2 separate regions of the Mus musculus genome follow, and region 2 is linked to region 1. The links are chromatin loops, found by intact Hi-C in ENCODE. Cell type or tissue: heart. All regions are shown on one strand. Links, peaks and the distances in the headings refer to the core of each region. The heading gives the core; the rest is flanking DNA.

Region 1 (4,385 bases), core at 141-4,140:
ACGGGTGGGGAAAAAATCACAACTCCAGACTAGGTGTGCAACTACCTTGAGACACGATAAAGGACGGGAAGAGTGGGGAGACCAAAAAATTTTTTAAAAATAAAAATTAAAAAAAAAACTTGGAAAATCTGTTTAAAACTACTCATTTCACTTTAACTCCAACAACATTTCATCACCGTTTCCAATTTCTCAGCGCCACATCTCTCTGACCATGAGCATCTTCTCCCCCTCCCCCCACCATCCTCTTTATCCTGACCGCCACGACTGCCTCCCGAGGAGCCCTGCGCCTCTCAATACGTGAACACCAGGTCGGAGAAGTTCGCCTCCAGCCAGTCCCCCGCGATCATCTCGCTCAGCTCCGGCGTGCAGTAGTCGGGGAACTCGAAGTGGGAACCCAGGCTGCCCTCGCTGAAGGAATCCAGGTCCTTATCCACCAGCGACAGGGACAGGTTCCCCGCCGCTCCCGCGCCCAGTGGCTGCTCGCAGGCGCTGTGCGCGCCCTGGGAGAAATTCAAGCTCAGGTCGAACATGAGGTCGTCTGCATCCTCGGCGCCGCTGCCGCTGCTGCTGCCGCTGGATGAGGAGGTGGACACGCAGCGGGAGGACGCGGGCGACAGCGCGGGAGGCGCGGGCGGAGGCTGCTGCTTGGTGATGTTCTTGAAGCTGTAGTAGAGCCGGCCGCCCGCGCGCACTTCGTCGTACAGGCTCGCGCCCTCGGGGGACTCGGCGGCACTGCTGAGCGTGGGGCTGGCGGGGACCTTGGCCACGCTGTAGCGCCTCAGCAGCTGAGGGGGTTGCTGCTGCGTCGGCGGCGGCAGCAGGTGCGAGTGCGCGGGCTCGTCGTCGTCGTCGTCAGCGTCCGGCTTGGGCCGTAGCTGCAGCTCGTCATCTTCGTCGTCGTCTTCATCGTCGTCGTCCAGGAAGACGCACTTGGCTGCCTTGCCCGCGGCGCAGTCCCCCGGCTGCGCCGCCTTGCCCGCGCCCGCCTTGCCCGCAGGCGCCTTGAGCTTGGCGCACTTCTTGCCGGGGCCCTTGGCTGCCTTGGCGCCCGCCGCGCTCTTGTCGGGGCTCTGGCCCGCGCTGGGCTTGGCCGCTGGGTCCGTCTTGGGCTTTTTGCGCGGCCGGTACTTGTAGTCGGGATAATCAGCCATGTGCTTGAGGCGCAGGCGCTCCGCCTCCCTGATGAACGGGATCTTCTCGCTGTCCTTCAGCATCTTCCAGCGCTTGCCCAGCCTCTTGGAGATCTCGGCGTTGTGCATGTCGGGCGACTGCTCCATGATCTTCCTGCGCTCGATCTTGGACCACACCATGAAGGCGTTCATGGGCCGTTTGATGTGGCCCGACGCCGTCTTGCACCAGTCCGGGTCGCTCTCGTCCAGGGCCACCGGGCTGCACGCCATGAACTCGCCCTCCTCGGTGTCCAGCGCGTCCCGGGGCAGGTTGCTCTCGGCTTCCGAGCTCTCGGCCTGCTGCACCATGGTCCGCGGCGGGGCTGGGCGCTCGGTCTCCTGCGCGGGCGCCCCTCCCCCTCCCGCCCCTCCACCTTCTCCGGCAAGTTGCAAAGTCCTTGGCCGCGCGCGTCCGCGGCTGCCCCCCTCCCCCCCGGCCCCGTTCCCTGCTGCGTCGGCGGCTGCGGCGGCGACCGGAGAGGAGGCGGCGGCGGCCCGGGACCCGCGCTCTCTCTCTCACTCGCTTGATTTCTCGCTCTCTCACTCCTGGCAGCCGCCGCAAGCGCCGGACCCCAAGCACTCCCAGGCGCGCGCGCTTCTTCTGCAAAAAGTTGAGGGCTCTCTCTCAACTCGTTATCAGGGTGTCATATGGGTGACATCACTACTCCCACCAGCCAATGGCTGGTCCCGACTCCGCCTATCTCCCGTTATTAACCACGGGCCCCACCTCCAGCCCCGCCTCCTGGCCAGTTTGCAAAGATGGGGGGCGGGGGGAGTTGTCTAGAAATATGTTATTTTTTCAAAAGAAATCCGCGAGTGCGCACAGCTGCGCGTGTCCCCCGGGCGGATGCAGGACGGAGCGAGAGACGCCAGCGCGGACTCAAGGGCGCGGGACGATGGACTGAACCCCAGTGCAGATGCACCCACCCGGGCACCGCGAGTGGGTGCCCCTGCTCATCCTGGGCGCGTCGCGCCCTAAACCCGCGCGCGATCGCGCTGCGCCGCTATCCAGCAGAAGGTGGCGCTTCGACACCGCGCGGCACCGTGCACGTGGGCTCATCCTCCGGTTCTTTTTCTCCCTCTTTCTAGAGCCCGGTCGCCGGGCCCTCCCTCCCCCCCTCCCCGCGCACCCGCAGGGTTTTGTCCCGTCTCTCCCCCTCTCGTTTTCCCTCCTGGATCGCGCGCATCTGCCGGTTCGGCTGGAGTAACGGTCTTCGGAGACCGCCGTGTCCGGGCGGCTCCGGAGCGGTTCGGAAAGGAGTTCACGGATTCAGGCCGGATCGGTGAAACAGCCCGGGACTCAGCATCGCCGCCCCTCCCCCACTTTCTACTCCATAGGCCTCCCCAACTCCCCGCGTCCCGCCTCCTCTGTCCATCACCTACGCCCTCCTCCCCTGCAGCTCGGTCCTGAAACCCTAGCTCTGCCTCCCAGCACGCACCTTCTGGGTCATTTGCTATTTTAACCCAACGGTACAAACCAAAGCTAAAATGAAGTGCACTCTCGTTTAAAGCGAAGATATTTCTTATTTGCCTGCTAAGGCTGCCGCTGGAGCGGTGGCTCCTGCCTACTGGTTTTGCCGGGCTCCTTGGAAACTCGCTTCTCTTTGTGTTGTCTCTTACCCACCTATGGCTCTTCTGAGGACAATGAAACGAAGCCTTTCTGCTTTCTGTTTAACGTGGCTGCTCACCCTGTTTTCCTCATACCTACCCACTGTCAGTTCTGGGGGCTGGTTCTTAAGATCTACAGCCCCTCACCCCACCCGGAGTTGCTCACCCGAGAAATCGGCCGCCCGGGACTAGTGGAATTATCTAAACATATTTCCTTTCAGGTTGGTGTACTGCACAGGGTACTACACTTCTCATCTCCCACACATCCCCACTCCGGACATAGAATGGTGCCAGGTCTTCATAGGCCATTTTATTTTTAAAAAGGGGGGAGGGGTCCCTGTATTTCACCCTTATCGTATTCACCCCAAAGAAAAGCACCGATCCAAGCACGTGTATTATTGAAGTTAACCTCAGTCTTAATAATGTTGGCATTTTATTTTAATGTTTAAGGCTATTGGAACCTAAAAAATTTACATACTGGTTAACCTGATGTCTGGAGATGTAGAAAAACCCATGTGGAGTGTAAAAATCCATCTTTGAGGCAAACCAGACATTCTCTCTTGTTTTCCTCTTAGCTGCCTGATTTCCCAGCAATGGGGACATCAGGCAAGGGTGGGGTGGGGCCAGCGAGTCCCCATCACAAGGGAAATCTACACTCTAAATACAGGGAGCTATTTCATCTCAGCTTCCAATTGTCAGGCATGGGGGTATATACTGTCATTCTTATTATTTCTTTTATTTTCTTGGCATCTCCCCTTCCACATCCCTCTCTGGCCTGTTTCGGTTGTTGGTTTGTTTTGTTTAGAGACAGGATCTTACTCTACACACCTCAGGCTAGTCTCGAACTCATTTCACCTCAAGAGCTACCTCTTGTGACCATCTGCCATCTTATTATACAGTAACAGAAAACGTGTTTGAAAATCTTTGGCAGTTTAAATTCTGCACCTAGTTTTGCTACGTTCCTGATATGAAATTGTGCACAGCTTCAGAAGATGAATGACCTCAGGAGAGGCAGACAGAGTCAGTGTGTGTGTGTGTGTGTGTGTGTGTGTGTGTGTGTGTGTGTGTGTGTGTGTGTGTGTTTTCCCAGAGGGCAGTAGCGCTCCTGGGGGTGGCGGATACCAGTCAAAATCACACAGAACTTGTGTTCAAAGATTAAAGAGTCATTTGTTGGAGAAAGAGGATCCCAAATAAGAGGGCTGCATTTTGCTGTGGGAGTCCAGAGGCCTTGCTGGGTCCTTTAGTAAACAGTTGCAGAGATTGGGGGTTCCGGAAGGCAGCTGGAGGAGCAGGCTTGAGAGCAAGTCTTGCTGTCTTCTCATTTAGGAAGGCTTTCACAAAAGATCAGGTAGATTGATATTCTATAATAGTGGTCTACCCACAGGTTTTTTTTTTTTTTTTTTTTTTTTTTTTTTGTCATCCCTAGTTATTCAAGGACTGGGAATGAAAGAAAAAAAGATTAGAAAAATCTGTAAACATCTTTTATTTTTCTAATTATATTGTATACACTTTATTCTTTCCTAAGAGAAAAATCTAAGTCTAACTTTTCTTTTAAAAAGAAAGAAGAAAGGGAATGTGTTTGAAGCCCTACACGATGCTTACAGGAAC
Region 2 (4,385 bases), core at 185-4,184, 160 kb after region 1:
AATTGGTGCTCCCCAAATTCAGGTGGGGAGTTCTCTCAGTTAAGCATCTCTGGAAACACCCTCACCTCAAAGCTGTGCTCTAGAAATTTTTAATCCAATAAGATTGACAATAAAAATCCAGCATTAAATAATGAAAAAAAATTTTTTTCAGCGATGTCTCGAGGGGCTGAAGATGTAGCCTAGTAGGTAGAGTCGTTGTCAAGCAATGGGTAGCTCAGCTTCTAGTGTTTGCTGAGTGTGTATCAAGACCCAGGTACAAATACCGTACAAAGTAGACGTGGTGCAGCACTTTAGTTATCTCAGCCCCTGGGAGGTGCAGGCAGCAGGGGATTCAGAAGTTTAAGGTTATTCTCAAGTGTTTAGCAAAACTGAAGTGAGTCTGAGCTACGTAAGACCCTGTTTCAAATACAGTAACTATAAAATGATATTTAAAATATCTTGAAACGTGACATCAGAACACACAGGAATTTATACTGGTCTCCTTGGACTTCTTGGAAACCCCAACTTGCCCTTTCCATTGGCTGAGATTCTCTGGGTGTGACCCGCAAGATGGTGAAGAATTTGGAAGCCCCTTTATCTCCAAACATCTAGCATAATTGAGCTTTAAGTTTCTGCTTAGTCTTCACACTCTTGTCTGTCTCCAGAATGTAATTTGAACCCTGCCTGGGAAGGTCTGAGCTGCTGCAAGGATGACGTCATGGTTGGGTTGGGTTGGTTTCCACTCATCTTGAATTATTGCTGCAGCAGAGGGAGCCTCGTTAGAAAAAAAGGGGTGGGGGGAGGTCTTCAGCCAAGGGCTGACCACGTCCCAGTCCAGATGCCCCCGAACAGTGGGGTCAGAAATGAGAATCCCTCCAAGGACCCCCTGGGTGGCTGGCAGAATCTGCTTAACTAGCAGCAACCCCCTAGACTCATCTCTAGAGCCCAGCAAAGCAATCCTCCTCCAGTCTCTCTTGCTGCCCCTGTAGGCCCAAGTGTTTGCTCCCTCAAACTAATGTCAGGGCCCAAAGTACACCGAAGCTATAGTTGGCTTTTCCTGGGTGTTTGTCTGAGCTGTGTACGATAGATTGGCTGATAGAAGCTGCAACCATCTGGCTCCTGGAACCTCTGGAAATCCCCAAGGCCCCTGGGGACATTGGGACTCTGTTTTTTCCCATATTTGTTTTTCTTTTCACCTAAGAGCACTCGAGTTAATTAGACCCCAATTAAGCCACAGTGAATATCTAGATCTTGTTCACTCCTGACTCAGGAACAAAGTCACAGGTGGCCCTGGATCTTGATCTCAGATTGCAGAAAGGAAGGAAACAGCCTTCCTATGGATTTCAGCCGGGTGGCCTATTCAGCACAGGTTTTTAGAGCATGAAGCATACATTTGCCACTTTTTTTTTTCTGTGATGGACAATTATTTTTATCTATACTTAGCTTATTTATATTGCAATTGAGATGGGTAATTCTACCTGTGGACTACTGTTCTAAGTGGACAGAGAAAAGCTCTGTTAGTGAGCCAGGGTCTCTTGGATCGATAGCACTAGGAACCTGGCAGAATCCCATCTGCTAAATATTATTGATACACATCTTGAGTCCCCTTCTCTCTCTGGATGGTGCCAGCAGTGGTTGTAATTTTTATTTTATTTTATTTTTTTATTTTCTACATAAAATGTCCTTGAGGGCTAGGGAGATAGCTCAATCCTTAAAGTATCTGACAAGCAAACATGATGATCTTAATTCCTTACCAAGTATCCATATACAGTGGCACCCATCTGTAATCCCAGTGCTAGGGAGGCAGAGCCCTGAAGCTCAATGGTCAGCCAGCTTCATTGAATCAGTGAGCTCCAGGTTCTCTTGAATCAAAACCATGTAAAGTAGAGAGCAGTTGTGGAAGAGATTCTGGCCTCAGTATATATGTGCACATATGCATGTTGGCACTGCGTGCGCGCGCACACACACACACACACACACACACACACACACACACACACACACACACACAGGTAGAGGAGGGTAACCTGGACACCTGAGCATGTATATGTATTACATAGACACATATACAATGGTGGACAAGTACATTTAAGGCATTTACCTAAAAATACATTTTCTATTTTATGTATACAAATGCAAATATATTTAAATTGTACTATGATAAGATTAGAACTTTTAGGTTCAGAATATGAATAGGTTGCCTGATACTAAGTGATTTTACTCTAACAAATAAGCAAGTGTGTGTGTGTGTGTGTGCGCGCGCGTGCGTCGTATGATCACTTAATCTTTCCTGCTCAATGGAATGCAGATGCAGAGCTACTGAGAAAACCCCCCACACATTATGTCACATATTGAGAGATGCATTCTGAGAAAGTATTCATGTATTGTAGACTTTAGAATCCACTACCTGTTAGGTAACTTTGTAATTCCAGTGTGAATGACATCTTTACATTTACACAGCACTAGAAAAAAAAAAAACACAGCAGTTCTTACAGCACACACAAGTGATGCACCTTCAATTTTCACAGAGAAAATGACATTCTAAAAGCATAAAATATACTGATTTTCCAAATCCTAATCCATGATTAGATGGGAGTCTGTCTCCTAGGAAATATGCAAATGGAGAGGAAACAGGAGTAAAATCCTGCTGCAGAATCAAGCCTGACAGAGAATCATAAAAGAACAAGCTTCACTGAAAAATGGTCGAGGAGCAGCTCTCCCTTGCTTCAACTTCACCTGTTTATGAACCTGCTCCAGCAGAAGGCTGTTCCCTCCCTCCCTCTGTGCCCCAGGCTCACGTAATCTGGACCCAAGAATCATCTCCAGACAATTGTGGCTGCAACTTTACACCTCCCCCAATGCCAGGGTAGAAAATTTGGCCCACCCCAATGACACACCACTAATTAAGCTGGAGCACAGAGCCTGCTTGCAGAGAGCAGTGGTGTCGACAACCGGCCTCCAGGGGATAGAGTTTCGAACTGCTGTCAGCAGCCGTCCACATCTGGGCCCTTAAAGGGGAAGGAGCCACAAACATCTGCCAAGATACCAGGCCAGGAAGGCCTCTCTGATGTGTAAAGACTGCACTTGTTGGCTTTCTGCATTCTTGCCTGCAGGATTTTGGAAGCCCCTATAGCAAGCTACCTGTCCAGGCAAAGGTGGAACCAGAAGACAGGCAGTCCCTCCTTCAACTGCTGAGAAGAGGGAAGGGCTGAGGATCTCTTGGCTTCCAGGCGTACTAGGCTCCCCCTGGTCTTCAGAGCTATTACTGCAGGAGGTTGGCTTTATTCAGGACTCCTGATGGCTCCCCCACCCCCCCTCAGGCTTTTGTAAAAACCACAGGGTGGGGCCTAGCTTTAGTCCTTAAACTGCAGCCCTTAAGCTCTAGGAGTTTGCCAGGCAAGGGAGCCTGCAGGGTGGGAGTGGAGGGTGAGATACTCTTAGAGGGTGTATATGTGCTCAGGGGCAGAAACACTTCCCTCCCCTCCAGAATGAAGTTTGCTTCAAACAATTGACTGCAAAAGGAGTTCCCTTACTACTTTTATAAGGAGTTCAAGCTGGGCCAGGCCCAAGGTTTGTGATCTCTGGGAATCTCAAGGAAGATCAGGAGTTCAAGGTAGCCTTTGCAACTTAGCAAAGACCTGCTTTAAAATAAAAAGTAGAAGACAGGCTGGGTAGAAGGCTCAGCTGTTAGGAGAGCTGGCTGCTCTTGCAGAGTGACCCAGGTTTGAGTCCCTGTACCATTGCTCATGACTACCTATAGCTGTAGTTCCAGGGGATCTGATGCTTTCTGGCCTCTGGAGGCACCAGGCACACAGTGGTGCACAGACATATATGCAGCCAAAGCACCCATACACGTAAGATAAAAATAAATGCCCCCCCCCTTTAATAGTAAAAGGAGAGCTGAATGACATAGTTCACAGAATAGTTGCTGCTTAGCAGGAACAAAGACTTGGGTTACACCCTCAGTGTTACACAAGAAAAGGAAAAATCAAATCTTGGAAAAAGTAAGTCTTCCATTTTCAGTAGAGAACTGTAATCTATAATTTTTGCCAACTTCTTTTTTTTTAAAAAAAGAAAACAGAGAGACTCCTGTAAAGAATGAATGCTGATCTAGATCTGGACTGGGTCACTCCCTTTGGGAGTATTTTTTATGCAGATTGAGACCAGCATATGGCTGCAAGTCATTAAAAAATAGATTAGACATCAATGTAGAAAACATGAATAATAATGTATGTACTACGAGGGCTGAGGGCTGTAAAAAATCTATCCATTATTCAGAAATTGTTATGCAGACTGTATCTAGAACAAGCCCCTCTGTGGGAAAGATGGGGAACTCTTCAGGCAGACTTCAAGCACCCGGTAGGATAGGTGCATGTATGTTTTTAGTATTTCCTACTATTAAAATA

What was found. Hi-C counts contacts between places; a loop is a spot of excess contacts. Peaks named below come from ENCODE experiments on the same cell type or tissue, not always from the same donor. Only the 100,000 strongest peaks of a DNase experiment are listed, where the experiment ranks them.
Region 2: a loop joins it to region 1, with 2.6 times the contacts of the local background. A loop is called at or near these places in 3 of 42 quality-filtered maps.

What each region holds. Positions count from the first base shown.
Region 1 is chr12:27,340,931-27,345,315 of GRCm38, forward strand. It overlaps Sox11 (SRY (sex determining region Y)-box 11), which reads right to left and starts at 1,788. Exons shown (of 1, transcript NM_009234.6): 1 at 1-1,788. The coding sequence starts at 1,478. The coding sequence ends at 291. It overlaps Gm30855 (a long non-coding RNA gene), which reads left to right and starts at 4,224. Exons shown (of 3, transcript XR_381385.4): 1 at 4,224-4,385. In heart, for the core only: a CTCF peak has its summit at 2,178 (motif pointing right); a DNase peak (open chromatin) is centred at 1,851; H3K4me3 peaks cover 3,340 bases; H3K27ac peaks cover 3,167 bases.
Region 2 is chr12:27,499,994-27,504,378 of GRCm38, forward strand. No RefSeq gene overlaps it. Among named protein-coding and RNA genes, the nearest start is that of Gm4166, 96 kb to the right of the region's middle. In heart, for the core only: no CTCF peak of the experiment used is centred there; no DNase peak of the experiment used is centred there.